2 separate regions of the Mus musculus genome follow, and region 2 is linked to region 1. The links are chromatin loops, found by intact Hi-C in ENCODE. Cell type or tissue: heart. All regions are shown on one strand.

Region 1 (8,000 bases):
TGGGGACCATGGAGGGGTGCTGCTTACTGGCTTGCTCCCCGTGGCTCACTCAGCATACTTATACAATCCAGGACCATTTGCCCAGGGAAGGCACCATTCACTATGAGCTAAGCCCTCTCACATCAGTATTCAAGAAAATGTACCACTGACTTGTCCACAGGCTGGTCTGATGGAGACAATTCTTCAGTTGTGGTCCTTTCTTCTCAAATGGCCCTAGCTTGTGTCATGTTGACAGAAACTAATACACACAGATATTATATGTAAAATATGCTTGAGGAATTATAATGCCTTTCCCTCCCTTAAGATAATGTTCATTGGGCACAATGGCATATGCCTGTATTCCCATCCACCCAGTAAATAAGAAGCAGAAACAAGGCTTTACAACCAAGCAAACAGACTTAGACTTAAAAAGATTTACAGCTTGCGTTGGGGTTTTCCTTTTCATTGATAATAAACTGTCCTCAAGCTCCTGTTTTCATTCTTAAATTATTTTAACATGAAATTAAGAACTCCAAGAAGGGGGCCCTGGTTTTCCAGGTATTATATAGTGGCTCTCTACTGGGACTCCCTAGGATTTCTGAGAGAATGGATGGGTATCCAGGAGGAGGGAAGCCTGTGAGCTGCAATAGCCTAGAAACTAGCACAGTGCAGGAAGAGGGGTTGTGGGGGGTGAGTAGGACTCGGAGGCCAGTATGGATACTGACATTTATACCAGGTGCTTGTGAATAGGGAACTGTAGGAGCCTGGATGGATTTTGATCTGCTGATAGGGATCCCACAGATGTATGTCAATAGAGAACTATACCACTTCTACCAGAGGCAATGGAAATGACTCCTTTTTGGCTTACAAGGAATCTAGTTCACAACTTCCTGAGAAATATTTAATCTAAGTGACAGAAATATTTCTACAATCCAGCTTGAGCTGAACTTAGACTCAATTTTGGACCAAGCCAGGGGCCTGACCTTATGGGGTGTTTTAGGGTACCCTTTGGACCTGACAATACATAATGGAAATTTACTTAGCTGTAAAGAAAAAAATGTAATGACGTAATTTGCATGTAAATGCATGGAATTGGGAAAATATATATGGAGGTAACTTGGGTGCAGAAATAAGAACACTTTATAAATGGATGGCATGGCATGGTTAAGGGGAAGGTTTTATTACAGAAATGTGGGAGAGAACAGCTAGAGGCATCTGGAAGAGTCTAGAGCAGGGGGAGGGGTAGGCTGAACATGATCAGCAGACTGAAACTGGGCTTGAGAGAAGCAGGAACAACAGAGATAGATAGATAGATGACTGAGATAGATAGATGATAGAGAGATTGATAGATAGGAAGGAGAGCAGAGGGAAGGAAGTAGGAAAGAAGAGGGTGGGGGAAAGCAGGGGTGGGGTGGGGGGAGAGCATAGCCAAAATAGCAGGGTAAGCCCATGAGCTGGAGACATTTACTGTTGTGGAGGAGGTAAGAAGGGCAGCATGTTGACACGAACTCTGAAATATGTAACAGGTACTTGTGATAATGAGGGAGCCTGGAGGCCAACATGAACTTTGGTATGCTAACACACACCACAAATGGCTTCACAAGTTCCCGAGGAATGCTGGACTTTTGTCTAACCACCAGAATTTGGAGAGATGGAATTTCATTTGGGCCTGACATATCGCACATTTGCATTAATAAAAGCAGATCCTAGCTTGGAGTCTTTAGAGCCACACGCTCGACTTAGAATAGTATAAAAGCCTTACAATTTAAGGACTATTGGGGTGGGGAAGCCCTCAAAAAAATGGCAGATAACTTAATAGTTGTGATATGAAACCAGATGGGGCAGTGGAGTTAGGCATGAAAACAGGAAGCTGTGAATCATGAGAGGGTTAACCTTCACTTTTTTTTTTTTTTTTTTTGGTTTTTCGAGACAGGGTTTCTGTGTAGCCCCGGCTGTCCTGGAACTCACTTTTTAGACCAGGCTGGCCTCGAACTCAGAAATCTGCCTGCCTCTGCCTCCCAAGTGCTGGGATCAAAGGCGTGTGCCACCACGCCTGGCCCTTCACATTTTCTTAATCCAAATCATTTATTCCTCAAAGCTAAGTAGGTGTAATGAGCACAGTAAAACAAAACAAAACAAAACAAAACAAAAAAACATGCATTTTAGATTTGTAAAAATAGCTTAGCCAGGAATTCCACTGAACTCAAGGCTGCACCTGATAACCAAAACCTAGTGGCACCACTTAGATAATTAGACACAGCCCTAGAATCCCGTTGACGCCAGTAGATAGAATGTAAACAGAGATTAAGAGTCTGCCCTGTGGCTGGAGAGTCTCTCCCAGGATCCTGACCCTTAATCAAAGACTGTTAGAGTCGTCTGATACAGGCTGACTCCATGACAGGCTTCAAATTGGCAGTCCAGGAGACTAGGCCTAAGAACTGGGCAAATCCAGGCAAGCCCAGGCAAGTCAGTTACTAGAAAAAAACCCTGGCTTTAGGCAGCTGGTCAGAAACTGCCCTGCCATCAGAAGCTGTCCTGCCACCTGGCCTGAAGCAAGGGCAAAGGGTCAACAACAGTTTCCATCCCCCACACCCTGGTAACGGAATATTCTTAGAGATGGAGCAAGATGAAGGTTATCTATCCCAGAATCCCCTAATGTGCTTAAATCAGGCCTGCGAGCTCACTTGATTGTCTCTGTCTTGGTAATGGGAGACCCCAGCATGCTGGACTTCTGTAGAATAAAACACTCTTTGTGTTTACATACTATTTGAGTCCTAGGTATCATTCCTTGGCGAATCATGGACCCTTATATAACCTTCAGCTAAGATACATCACCCAGTTAAGCAGCCTTAGGGAGATGGCCTTGGGACCATAGGAATTTAGGGCATGAACCTTATGTGATGACCCTCGGCATACTAAAATATAACTTGTGCTATACCAACTATGCCTATCTACCTCCTTGCTCAGGACATTAATACTCACTACTGGAAAACTCTTGTGATCCCATCCCCCACCTTACCCCCAACCCCCATCTTTCATAAAGAGGGCAGAGGATGCAGACACCCCAGAAAGAACACATACAAATTCTTCTCACATTGATTTCAAGTCACTTCTCCATAACACTCATTAAACGGTTGACTTAACACCAACCAGTAAGAAGAAAGAACAGATTACAGCTCTGGGGACCTTCCCTTCAGGTCAGTTAGGAGGGCGCAAACAGGCCAATGTAAACAGAGCGAGTGCGCCTGCGCAGCAGCGCCCGGTCACGTGGCTACGGGCTTTGAGTCCTAGGCGCGCGGTGCCTGGTCCGCAGCATTTAGGGACCGGCTGCAAACTAGGTGGGGGCGGGAATTTTCCTTCCGGGGCGGATTCGGCTGCGCGCTGTTGGGCTCGGGAACGCCCCCGTACCGGTCCAGCGCGGCCTGGCACCGGGGTTCTGCGGCCGACATGGCCCACTGTGGAGCGGGAGGTGCGGCCCCGGTGGCCCTTCTGAGTTCCCCGGGGCATGGCAGGAAGGGGCTGCCCAGGAAGGGGCCCGGGGAGCGGCGCCGGCTGAAGGCGGCGGTGTCGGAGCAGCTCAGCCGCGACGTGCTCAGGTAGGAGGCGGGAGCAGCGCTGCTCACTCCCTCCCCGCCTCGCTGCAGTCTCGCTGGGCGCCTCCCTCCCAAGGAGGCTCAGCCCGACCCAAGGAACCGGTGTCTAGGCACTCAGAAGGAGGACAAAAATTAGACCTACACGATGCGTTGCAACCAGTGTTTCTAAGGTTCACACACCGGCAGTGGCTGTTGCTGAGTTCGGGCTGCGTCCAGACCCTGAAACACATACCATGTCTTTAAAAAGTTGGAAGAAAAATTATTCAATTAGGAAAACGAGTGTTTTCTTGACATGAAGGACCGAACCGTGTGCCTTTAACGGGGCAGCTCAGGGTCACAGCTACCATTAATTCCTCTATGCTCTTAGCAGGGAAGGCATAATTCTGACAGGTGGGCAAGATGAACCCGGCCATCAACTAGTGGGGGAAACACATACTGCTGTACTGAAAATAATTCTGGCAATAGCTCTGCTGTGCAAACCTCCCATCCACCCAAGTGGTCAGACTTGCAGACTCCTGTCTCTATTTAAATTGTTCAAAGTGCAGACTGGGGCTGGAACTCGATTTAAAGATGACGGCATATATGAAAATGCATCTCCTAAGGTGTGTATATAAGTTAGTAAAAATTTACTCAAGGCCAGCTCTTCCTTAGGCATTAATTAGCCATACGCAGACCTGTGATAAGTGCGGGAGTGATTTCTTACTGGGAATGCGTATTCTTTCTATAATAGTGTGGGTGATGAGAACCAAACCCAGGCCCTCTGCAAGAGCAATGCTGCTAACCTCTGGATCATTTCTCTCTTATTGCACAATACTTTCGTTTGCTTATTTGGGTTTCGTTGTTTTGTTTTTTGGGTTGTTTTTTCTCAATGTAGCCCAGACTGTTCAGGAACTCACTCTCTAGACCAGGATCACAGATCAGCCTGCCTCTGCCTGTCATTAGAGGCATCTGCCACCACACCTGGCTTTATTCTACAAATCTTACTGTGAACAACTGTGGAAATTTGGGGATCTTCACGTTGAGCTCATATGTTTATCGGGAAAAAAAGCTGAGGTCCTCTTCTTCATAGTCTTCATAGTCTCATTAATAAAATGATTTTAAAAACAGAGTCAATAGGCAAGCTACATGTCTTATCAGCTGCCTGGAAGCATGGGGAAGAGAAAGCCGTGCCTTTTATATCAGGTCTAAGAAAGCTGGTAGGCTACCCAGTGGAGAACAGCTGCTGTGTGATGTGTGAGCTACTTCCAAAGAACAGTGAGAAAGTCCAGAGTGTATGGGCCAGTGTCTAAAAGAAAAGGATAGAAAGGAAAAGAAAACCTTATGCTTTGAGTTAGGACTCAGAAAAGCAGGCAGGTTTCTGTTGTTAGAGGAGCCCATTTGCCAGTGGTGACTACTCAGACACAGTTTCTAGCCAATTGAAAGTATTTGTTCCTATTGGCTGGGACCTAAGTGTACTCCCAAGCATTTAGGTGAGGGGCTTTTAAAGCCACTTCCCCTGTATTGTGCAGCTGCAGGGGGAATTTTGCACAAGCAAACACTGTAACAGAACTTGAGCAGTTAACTGGAGGGGAGGTCTGCACAGTAGGCAGTTTAACAAAAAAGCTAAATTGGCTGGAATCTGTTGACCTTGGATTCCTACAATAGAGTTGGTTAACTTTTTTGTGGGATTCTCTATCAAGGAAACCAAATGTTAGTTAAACCTGAAATGGCCTCAGCAAGAATATGAGATGGAGGAGCCTCTGCGCTGTCTTGCGCTGTCACAATGTCATCATGCTGCAAGTGGCTGCACTGAAGGATGGGCTTCTGGGGAGGAAAAGTATATTATCTCAATATTCCTTCTGGGGGTTGTGCATTCTTAAAGGTACCACTTGCTACCTGGATTATCATACAATTTCTCCACAGAAGTTACCTTGCTTAACTAGCACATGAAGCTAATGTCAGCTTAGTATACAATCCAGTTCAGATGAGATTAAAGTATTGAGATTTATGATAAAAAGCCAAGGTCATATAAGTAGATTTGAGCCTGTCCTGGTTAGTTTTATGTTAATCCGACACAAGCTAGAGTCATAGGAAAGAAACTCAATTGAGAAAATGCCTCTCCAAGATCCAGCTGTAAACATTTTCTTAATTATTGTTTGGGGAGGGTCCCGCCCATTGAGGGTGGTGCCACCCCGGGCTGGTGGTCCTGCACTCTATAAGAAAGGCTGAGCAAGGCAGCAAGCAGTTCCCTTCTGTGGCCTATGCATCAGCTCCTGCCTCCAGGTTCCTGTCCTGATTGAGTTCCTGTGCTCACTGCTTTTTAGTCCATAGAACTGAGTAAAATAAACCCCCTTTCTTCCCCAAGTTGCTTTGGTCGTGGTGTTTCACCACAGCAATATTAGTCCTAACTAAGGCAGATTGTTTTATCTTGAAGATATTTGTGGTTATGGCAGACAAAATGACAGAATGTGAAGGTAGATAGGTTAAGACTGTAGATTATAATAGGGCATTCTTGTGTACTTAAATATTTGGGATGGATTCTGAGGGTAGTTCAGAGAACTGTTGGTGTTTCTAAAAAAACAAACAAAACAAAACAAAACAAAAACCAACCAACCAAACAAGAAATAGAATTAACATTGAGATCTTGACTTTGGGAAAAGAGAAATTAGAAACAAACAAGCCAGGTAAGAGATTTTATGGTAGCTGAGGGCTACATGCTGGCAGTGGAAATGGAAAAGTTACAGGTTTGTTGAGTGAATATATGTGGGCGAGCCGAGACAGGGAAGAACAGGAAACAGCTCCAAATCCTAGGACAGTTGAAAAAGAAGTATATATGAGTATTCGGGAGGCTGTATCCTGACGACAACTAGACGTGCATCTGAAGAGATGAGCTGAAGAGAGCTCAGACAAGCAAGTACAGATGAAGGATTGGTGGCATCACCAGAGCCCAGGTTATCTATCCAGACCAGAGATTGTTCACCTTCACTCCTACATCCAGCCAACGCCAGTTACTACCCACACGTGTTTTCATTTCCTCCTCTCTGCCATCATGGACCCCACCTAGCTCAGGCTCCTGGCATCATCTGTTTGTACTGTAAGGTGGTTTGTCCTCCTCGCTTCAAGTCCCGCTTTACCCAGCTAACGGCTGATAATTTGCCTGTTAGTTGGCTCTCCTCTTCTAGGGTCTGTATACGTTCTTTGCCTCTTTTTCACCTTCATGTCTGCAACTGCAGAGTCAGATAGGAGGATGTGGGGTTCGGCTTTAAAAGCCCCTTGCTCTTTCCCACACCCAATCTGCACACCCCCCCCCCCCCCCCCCCCGTGGATCAGTTGGTTTGCCTTTCGGAGCGAAGCCAGGAGCTCCCTTTCCCGTTGTTTTTGTAACCGATGCTTAAACGTCTTTAAAGATCACACTTAGTAAATGTATTTTTCAATTTGATCTTTTTTTTTTTTTTTTTTTTTTTTTACTTAGTCACTTTACATCCCACCCAGTGCCTCCTTCCCAGTCACACCCTCCAACAATCATTCCCCTCAACTACCCCGCTTCTTCTCTGAGCTGGTTGGGGCCTTCTGCTTATACCCACATGCTGACACTTCAAATCTCTGCAAGGCTAGGTGCTTCCAATCCCAGCAAGGCCAGACAAGGCAGCTCAGCTAGTAGAACATATCCCTCATATAGGTAACAGCTTTTGGGATAGCCCCTGCTCCAGTTGTTTAGGACCCACATGAAGACCAAGCCTGCACATCTGTTAAATACGTGCGGAGGCCTAGGTCCAGCTTGTGTATGTTCTTTGTTTGGTGGTTCAGATTCTGAGAGCCCCAAGGCTCCTGGTTAGTTTACGCTGTTGGTTTTCCTGTGCAGTTCCTATCCCCTTCACAGCCCACAATCCTCTTTCCTATTCTTCCTGAAGAGTTCCCAAGCTCCATCCACTGTTTGGCCGTGGGTGTCTGTATCTGTCTGAGTCAGCTGCTGAATAGAGCCTCTCAGAGGACAACTTGCTTCCATCTGGTCACCCAGCATATCTTGTAGTCGTGTGTGGTGTCTGTCTGGGCTGATTGGGGGTCAGGGTCAAGGAGTGTATTTGCTGTTGAATGTATCGTGCCTTTTAATTTTCAGATCTGTCTTTCTCTACTGTGCTTAAAACTCCAGAGGGGCAGGCATTATGTTTTAGCCTTTAGTGGTCTTTATGTTCTTAGTACATAGGTCAAAATGCTTAGTAACTAAACTTCAATAGGAGTCTGAAGTGCTTTATATAGGTTATGCTATGATTTGAATATTTGTTCTTTTCAAAGTACAAGCTGGAATTCATAACTGTCATTGGTTTGTTGTTAACTGTCAGTGGGTCCTTAAATTGTGATTAGGCCTTAAATGATCCCTTCTTGTGGGTAAAAGCGGCTCCCTAATTAAAGAGTGAATCTGGGGCTAGGGAGATGACTCAGTCAGGAAAG
Region 2 (8,000 bases), 470 kb before region 1:
AGAACCCTTGATAAAGGAGGTTTTGAAAGATGTGTCTATACCAGATGTTACCACGTGTGCATCTACACACAGAAAGGTGCATCTTAGCAAGTAGGCAATTCCTAGCCCTGTATCTTAGGTTCACCTTTATGAAGAAATAAATGGCAAGGCACTGTGTGTGGAAATCATTGATCAAGCCAATGTTTCATTCTGAAGACTAATGAAGCTGAGGCCCAGGGATCCTAAGAGCCAGATATAGAGTGAGACACTAAGGGATGATTATACTACACAAAGACTAAGTTCACCTCCCTGGATGCCACAAGTCTACAGCATCCTATTTCCTGGCTCTATTATTACTAGCACTTGCTGTTAAAAGACTACTGGCCTTGGGCTAAAAAGAATCCACCTAGGATCTCCTACCCCTTTACCTTGGGTGTGTCCATGTTAGGATCCATATGACCTTGAGGGCTTTGACACTATTGAATAAACATGAACCACAGAGCTGGAGCCTGGTTACATCCTGTTCCCTTCTCACATTGCCAGGTGTTTTCTTGGAACACATGGGGTGCACCCTCCTGGGCCTGACTTGTCACAAATTGTCTCCCTATGTTTCAGTATCCGCCAATGGGGCTTGCTAGAACACTACAGTAGAAAGAGCTGTGAACTAAGGCATACTTCTTGATTCGTAACAGGCAGAGGTAACATTCTGATGAGTTACTGACTGCAGCCATGCTGGGACTGAAGGGTCTAGTCAAACAGTCTTGGACTCTGGATTCTTGTAGAATTTAACAACAGATTTGCAGGCCTTGCAACTGAATAGTCCTTTTGCTACGTTTGTTAAAAGAATTTCCTAATCTCTTACTGTAGAAGAGCAAATATAACAAGATAGCCACATTCATTTCCGTAACTGCTCACTCAAGGTTTGCTTAAGAGAGAAGAACATTTGGAATGCTGATTGTTAGTGATTATCATGGCAACCTTGTTATCTTCCCCCACTTTTCCCCCAAGCACAACCTGAGGTTTAAGGGAATGTTCCCCTCATTTTTATAATCACGGTGACTATTCAAGGGGAAAGGACAGTGGGAATTCGACAGAAGGAGCACCCTGGCCAGAGGTGCTGCCACAAGGAGCTGTCTTGTAAAGTTAACTTGCTTTGACAAGTTCCAGATGTGATTCACAGGGCCAGAAATTCTGATTACTGAAGCCTAACACCATCTGGGAGACATGATTTCTGTCAGATAGAAGAGTGTTTAGAAGATCTTTGTCTCTTTCTAGGATCAAATACCAGAATGTATATTGGCTTCTGTTCTAATTTTAAGGCTGATATTTGAGATGCTCTCTTTTATGTTGTTTCTAAGAAGGCACTAACGATTCTCGTTTGCGGGTCTCTGTTTTCTCTTTTGATAGTTGGTCCCCACATTACTTCCTTACCTATGCAATGACCATGAGAGATGGGAGCTCTATATTCTTGAAGTGTATAGCTTGGGCTGGAGAGTTCGATGCACTGGTAAAGCCCTTGACCTAGAAGAGTGAGAACCTGAATTGGAGGCCAAAAAACCATATTTTTAAAGTGGGGTTTGTGTGTGATCTTGTGATCCCAATAACAGGAAGGCAGAAGTGGGTGGAACTTATAGAAAGCTGGCCAGCCTGCCTAGCCTAGTTGGAGAGTTCGAAGTCAAAGAAAGACCCTGTCTCAACAAAACAAAAGATAGACAGCACCTGAGAAATGATGAAACCTGAGGATATCCTCTTGCTTCTACCCACATGCACACAGATACACATGCACCCTCCTACACACATGTGTGCATACACTCACAGACAAAGTATATAACTCAAGCTCTTTGAGAAGACCTTGATTCCCCACTGGCTCCCTATATCTCTGAAAACAAAGTTCTTGCTTTGGAGGAAGAGTCAGAGAGGTATTTCTAGCATTGAATGATATCTGGGGATAAACTGTCTATGTGTTGAGTGTGTGCAGTGTATGTGAATGTATGTGAGTGTGTGTGTGTTCATAGTGGTGGTACTAGGGAGTGAACTCGGGGCCTTGAAGTTGAGGAGCGTGAAGAGCTCCACCACTGCCTCACACCTATGACAGCTCTCCCTTACCTTTACACTTTTATTTTTTTTAGCTTTTGAACTAAGGTCTCTCTAATGTAGCCGAGATTGCCTTCAAACTTGTGATGATCCTCCTGTCTCATCTTCCCAAGTGCTGAAATTACAACATAACCATCATTCCTAGTTTCTTCCCTTCCTTCTTATCATCAGACTCACTGACTGTCCAGTCATGCTTTAAAACAAAGAAACTTTAAAAATGTATTTACATCGATGTTCTGCCTCCATAGAGGTCTGTCAGGTCACCTGGAACTGGAGTTACAGACAGTTGTGAACTGCCATGTGGGTACTGGGATGTAAACCTTAGTCCTTTGAAAGAGCAGCCAGTGCTCTTAAACGCTAAACCATGTCTTCAGCCCTGCAGCCATGCTTTTAACAAGGACAAGGGTATGGTGGCTAATCTTGGTTCTCAGCTTAGCTGCATCTGGAATGAACTGAAACTCAAGCATGTGGGTCTTCCTATGAGGGACTTTTCTAGGTTTGTTTGTTTGAGGTGGGAGATCCACTGTAAATCCCGATCATCTGAGATGAGAAGGTCCACCGTGAATCTAGACCACCACTGCTGCTGGCAGCCCACACAGTCGGAAGTAAGAGAAGGAAGCTTTGCTCTTTGCCTGCTCCCCTTGCTCTCACTGGCAAGTCCATTTACCCTGATGCTGAGCTGTCATTGGTGTTGGAACCACTCCTTTGGAAGCAAACTGAAGGTCAGAAGCTCTCTAGGAATTCCCTGGGACACCAGCAGCAGATTGGAACTACTGAGACATCCAGCAAAGATACCAGATTCTTTGCCTTTCCATTGTTGGACAACCTGGACCACAGCATGCATGCCACTCTGATAAATAGCACATACACATATATACACATTCACATAAATACATACATTCACACATCTGCATACTCATTCTGTCAATTCTGTTCCTTAAAGAACCCTGACTAATAAAATCAGCATAGAGTTTTGTCATATTTTCTCCATCTGTGCCTTGTGGAAGATTATGAGGTAAATGTATTTTTCATGGGCAAAAGGTAAATTGGGGCTTTCTTGTAAAAAAAAGAACTATCAGAAAACACTACTTATAATTCTTCACTATTAATGCTAAAGTAAAAAAAATATTTGTGGTCTTTCACTGTGTTAACTAATCTAATGAATGGTAATAATACTAACTCCTTAGAAATTCTTTTACTATGTATGTATTTACACACATACACACACCTGTATACCATGTAAACAGATTGTAGCATGAAAATCACAGTTATGATATTCCAGGAGCTAGTAAAAATTATTGATTGAATAAACATGCCTATAGCTGGACACTCTCTCTGGTCTGGGCTAGGCTGCTCTAGTGGAGGTGGACTGTCGTCTAAGAATGTCAGAGCTGGGGTTGTCAAGTTCTGGCTATGGCATGACTCTCGATAGTGGGGTTACCTGAACAAGAGGGGCCAAAATTCCAGCATTGATGGGGTAGGGAATTTCCTGGCCCAGTCCCTTACTGAGGCCCTGGCAGAGCGTAGTTGCCAGGCCAGGAGGGATCATTCTTTTTGGAGATGCAACCGGTGTTAAGAGTCCGATGCATAATCCAGTGGATCACTCCACACCCACGCAATATAGACTTAGTGGGTTACTAAAAGACGCGAAATTGGGATAGCTTTTTGACTGCCTTATTCACCACCGTTATTCGCTCAGTCCCTAAAAACTGGTTTATATCACAACTAAATAAATGATCAACATACATTGCAGCTGGTCTCTACTATAAGATCCTCAAGAACCAGTGGTTAAACTTTTTGTTTTTCGTTGAGAAAAGTAAAACCGGACTCAACCAAGTGCCTTTTACCCGAGAAGTGTCCAGCGTGTTGAGACCACAGTGTGAGGCCGAGAGAGAACGCTAAGGACCGGGCGACGGGACGAGGAATCCCGGGCGCCTTTTTAGTCCTGGGGCTCGCTAACTCAGCAAAGGACCACCGAGCCCTCTCTGCTGCACTCTTCCTTTCCGACCGCCCCGCCTTGAAAAACCACGCCTCTTGCGCAGGCGCCGAGGGCTTCGGAATGCGCATGAGCAATTCAAAGCAGCGCGGGAAGAATCGCGCATGCGCGCCTGGCGGCCCGGCTCAGTGGGACGCTCCTGAGGGAAGCGACCGCGGACGTCCTAACTTCTGTGAACCGTGAGTTTCTGACAGTTTTCCCCCCTGCCGTGGACGGTGAGGGACCGGGGACGAGTTCTTGATCGTGACTTAGGTCGTGTCGCCCTGCGGGCATCCCGCGGCGGGAAGAGGTGCGCCTGCGCACTGAGCTTCCCGTTGGCACTGGCGGACAGTCCGCCCTACGCACTCGCCCAGGGCGGCCCATTCATTCATTTATCCTTCTGTTGGCACCCTGCTGCCCTCGGTCGGCTCCAGTCGAGTGGAGTGTCACGCCCTGGCGAGCGACTTCCTCCCGGGCAAACCGCAGTCCTTCCCCGCAGCCTCCCGGGGATCCCTAGCCGGCTGCAGCCCGCTCCACCTGTCCCCCGCGGGAGTGCTCGCCGCAGGCCAGTGGCAGCGACGCCGCTCCGGCTGGGATTTGGACATATGGTGCGGGTTTTAGTGCTACCTCCTGAAGGGCAGGTGGTTTGGTGCGTGCCTGCTTGGGTGAGCTACTTCGCCCTTCTCACCGTGTTGTGATTTTCACAGCTGCTGCTCTCGCCTGTGCACATGACCCCGTAGCCCGCTCTTTGCATCCCAGTCGTGCGTAGTGGAAGCCTCTTTGGGGACTCAGATGGAGGAGCCAATGGCGTTTTCTTCCCTTCGTGGCAGTGACAGGTGTCCGGCTGATGACTCTTTAAAAAAATATGAGCAGAGTGTTAAACTTTCAGGTATGTGCTCAATGCCACGGTCACACGGTTCTGAAGTCGCACGGGCAGCCAGTCTGCATCTTCTAATTCGAGGAAAGGGGAAAAAAGAAATGTAATTAAATTACACTCCCAGAAATAAACAGAAAAACCACACACACACCTGACTAGTAAACTGAGTTGTATGTTTAAATTTCACATGTCAACATAATATCATGAAGTCTAGATTTAGGATTGGATCGCGTTTTAAGAGGTGTGGAATCCAGTTTTCATTTTAGAGGACGTCGGTTGGGTCCAAATATTAGTGGCTTTTTAGGAAAGCATGTTTGTTGACACCTGACTTTTTTCTTCCACACCCACTGTAGCCTTACTGTGTAAAGTTTGGTTTTAGGAATTGGTGGGGAAGGGATTAAGGATTCATAAACAAAATTCACAGGCAGAAACAAGTGGAATGTTTGTAACGGATACTTTTTTCTTCGTAAAGTGGAATGTAGCTCAGCCGCAGACTCTAGTTTTAGAAGGTGGCTGAAAAGTCCCATATTGTGTACTTTCAGCAGGACATAGAGGTAAACGTCTGTAAACCCAAGGGGAGGTGGAGATCAGGAGTTCAACCCTGCCTCAGCCCCACCCCAAGAAACACTGTGCACAGTGCCCATGTGGTAGTGTTCACTTAACATACATGTTTGTAAACAAAATTCCAGTTGACTGTATTCTTTCCTAAAAGCTAGCCATCTTTGTCCTAAGAAAATTTAGACTTATCCAAAAAGATACTAATTTTGACTTTTAATTTATGATACACAATTTATATACCCCCCCCCAAAAGCTTTAACCCCATTTAAAAAAGCATAACATCACATATTTTTGAATTCTGGCTAAAACCAAACTGTCCGTTGTTGTTAGAACAATGGTCCTCTTCCTGGTGATGAACAACACAGTTACTTCAGAACTTAAAAACTTGGGAGTCCCCTTCTCCCTTCCCCGTGCTCCCCCTGGGTGCAGTCCTCCCACTCTCCGGCTTGTTTGCGCTGTATATGCTGCTGCTGCTTGTCCTGGTTGGTGTCCTCCTATGCCGTTAGATTCATCTCGAAACACTGCTGTTACCTAGTTTTCCTTTTTAATTTTTAAAAAACAATAGCCTGTTTTTCAGTATGGCTTTTCTTTTTAATTAGCAAGTACACATACAGTGCAGACATTCAGTTTTCCATATTCAGTTTGACTTCTGGTGCACATTGTTTATTAATTAAAGGGGTCACACATGCATGAATTTGATCTAGTTCTAGAATTATTTTCAGGGGAATTCTCCTTTTTTAATATCTTGAAAATCTGGTGGACTAATAGGGTGAACTTTATTTGAAAGGTTTTGTAACTTTTATGGTATGCAGCATAGGACATTGCAAATGGTTCCCATAATAATTTTTTAAAGCATGCTGAACTCTTATCCATGGGATTCTTTAATGTGATTTTTAAAAAATATATCTATTTATTTTATGTATATGAGTACACTGTTGCTGTCTTCAGACACACCAGAAGAGGGCATCGATGCCATTACAAGATGTTTGTTAGCCACCATGTGGTTTCTGGGAACTGAACTTGGGACCTCTGGAAGAGCAGTCAGTGCTCTTAGCAGCTGAGCCATCTCTCCAGCCCCTAATGTGACTCGCTGTGTTAGAAACATAACTTCAGTAAAGACTAACACTGATGAGGCCTGGACATACAGTATATCAGATCGTGAAGCCATTGTGTAATTAGGCTTTATCTAACTCCTTATTGAAGTTTTGCTGCTGTTGTTAGTTTTGGTGGGGGTTTTGGAACATTTTGTCTATCTTTGTATATGTAGAACCAAAGAGGATTCAGCACACAATAGGGGCTTGATATAAATAAATAATATAAAGTAAATACTTGGTGTAGCAGGTGAATAGCAAAGCCCTTTGTTTAGTAGTATTGTTGACTCATGTTTATTGAAGAAAATTTGGGAAATTTTGAAAGCCAAAGTATTTTCCACTGTTTAGTGTCACAGGATTTTCCCTGTCAATTGGACATTACATTAAAATGGTATTGTGTATGTGTGTATATGTCTGTGTTTATGTCTGTGTGCGTCTGTATTTATGTCTGTGTGTGTTTGTGTTTATGTTTGTGTATTTGTCTGTGGTGTGTGTATGTGTGTCTGTCTGTGTGTGTGTGGGTGTGACTCTGTGTCTATATAAATAGAACACACACACGCATATACATTCATGTAGAGGCCAGAGGACAGTCTTGTGTATCATTCCTCAGGTACTCCTCACCTTTCTGTCTTTTTGGCCTAGAGCTCACCCGTTTAGCTAAGCTGGCTGGCAAGTGTGTCCCAGAGATCTTTCTGTCCGCTGCTGGGGCACTGGGATCACTGTGTGCCACCATGCCTGGCTTTTTTACATGGGTTTTGGGATCGGTCTCAGGTCCTCGTGCTTTCAGGGCAAGCATTTAACAACAGAGCCATCTTCCCGGCCCTAGGATACATATTTTAAAAACTAACTTGGGATCCTAATCAACTTAGTTCTAATGTCTCCCTCAGCAGTAGGAGTTAGATTCAGAGTTTTGTATTGTTCGGCAAGTACCCCACCACTGAGCAACACCCCCAGCTTCTCTGATCTGTGGTTTGTATTGTTGGACAAGTACCCCACCACTGAGCAATACCCCAGCTTCTCTGATCTGTGGTTTGTATTGTTGGGCAAGTACCCCACCACTGAGCAATACCCCCAGCTTCTCTGATCTGTGGTTTGCTTGGTATACTGTCTTGAAAATTTCTTGTGTACTTAACTGCTCTACAGCTCAATTTGAATTCCATTGCTTAATACCTGAAGATTCTTCTGTGGTTCTTGAATCAGTAGTTTATTAGATTTTATGTTACTGCCTCCACTTATTTTAGCTATGCATACTTTTATATTTATTTAGAATTAGTGGTTTTTCTGGGGTTTGAGATAGAGTATGCTGTTAACTTTGGGAATATATTAAATGACTTTTCCCCACAATTTAGAGAACCTTAGAAGACTTGTTCTGAGGATAGACTGACCATTCTGTGTGTAAAACTTTCCCAGCCTGTGGGATTTCTGT

Evidence for each region. Hi-C counts contacts between places; a loop is a spot of excess contacts. Peaks named below come from ENCODE experiments on the same cell type or tissue, not always from the same donor. Only the 100,000 strongest peaks of a DNase experiment are listed, where the experiment ranks them.
Region 2: a loop joins it to region 1, with 2.1 times the contacts of the local background. A loop is called at or near these places in 1 of 42 quality-filtered maps.

Annotation. Positions count from the first base shown.
Region 1 is chr5:107,434,571-107,442,570 of GRCm38, forward strand. It overlaps Lpcat2b (lysophosphatidylcholine acyltransferase 2B), which reads left to right. Exons shown (of 2, transcript NM_027599.3): 2 at 1-469. Btbd8 (BTB (POZ) domain containing 8) reads left to right here and starts at 3,360. Exons shown (of 18, transcript NM_001378266.2): 1 at 3,360-3,575. The coding sequence starts at 3,427. In heart, no CTCF peak of the experiment used is centred here; a DNase peak (open chromatin) is centred at 3,271; H3K4me3 peaks cover 1,679 bases; H3K27ac peaks cover 1,491 bases; H3K27me3 peaks cover 209 bases.
Region 2 is chr5:106,960,178-106,968,177 of GRCm38, forward strand. Cdc7 (cell division cycle 7 (S. cerevisiae)) reads left to right here and starts at 4,145. Exons shown (of 12, transcript NM_009863.3): 1 at 4,145-4,248; 2 at 4,756-4,937. The coding sequence starts at 4,841. In heart, a CTCF peak has its summit at 4,203; a DNase peak (open chromatin) is centred at 4,164; H3K4me3 peaks cover 2,174 bases; H3K27ac peaks cover 1,616 bases.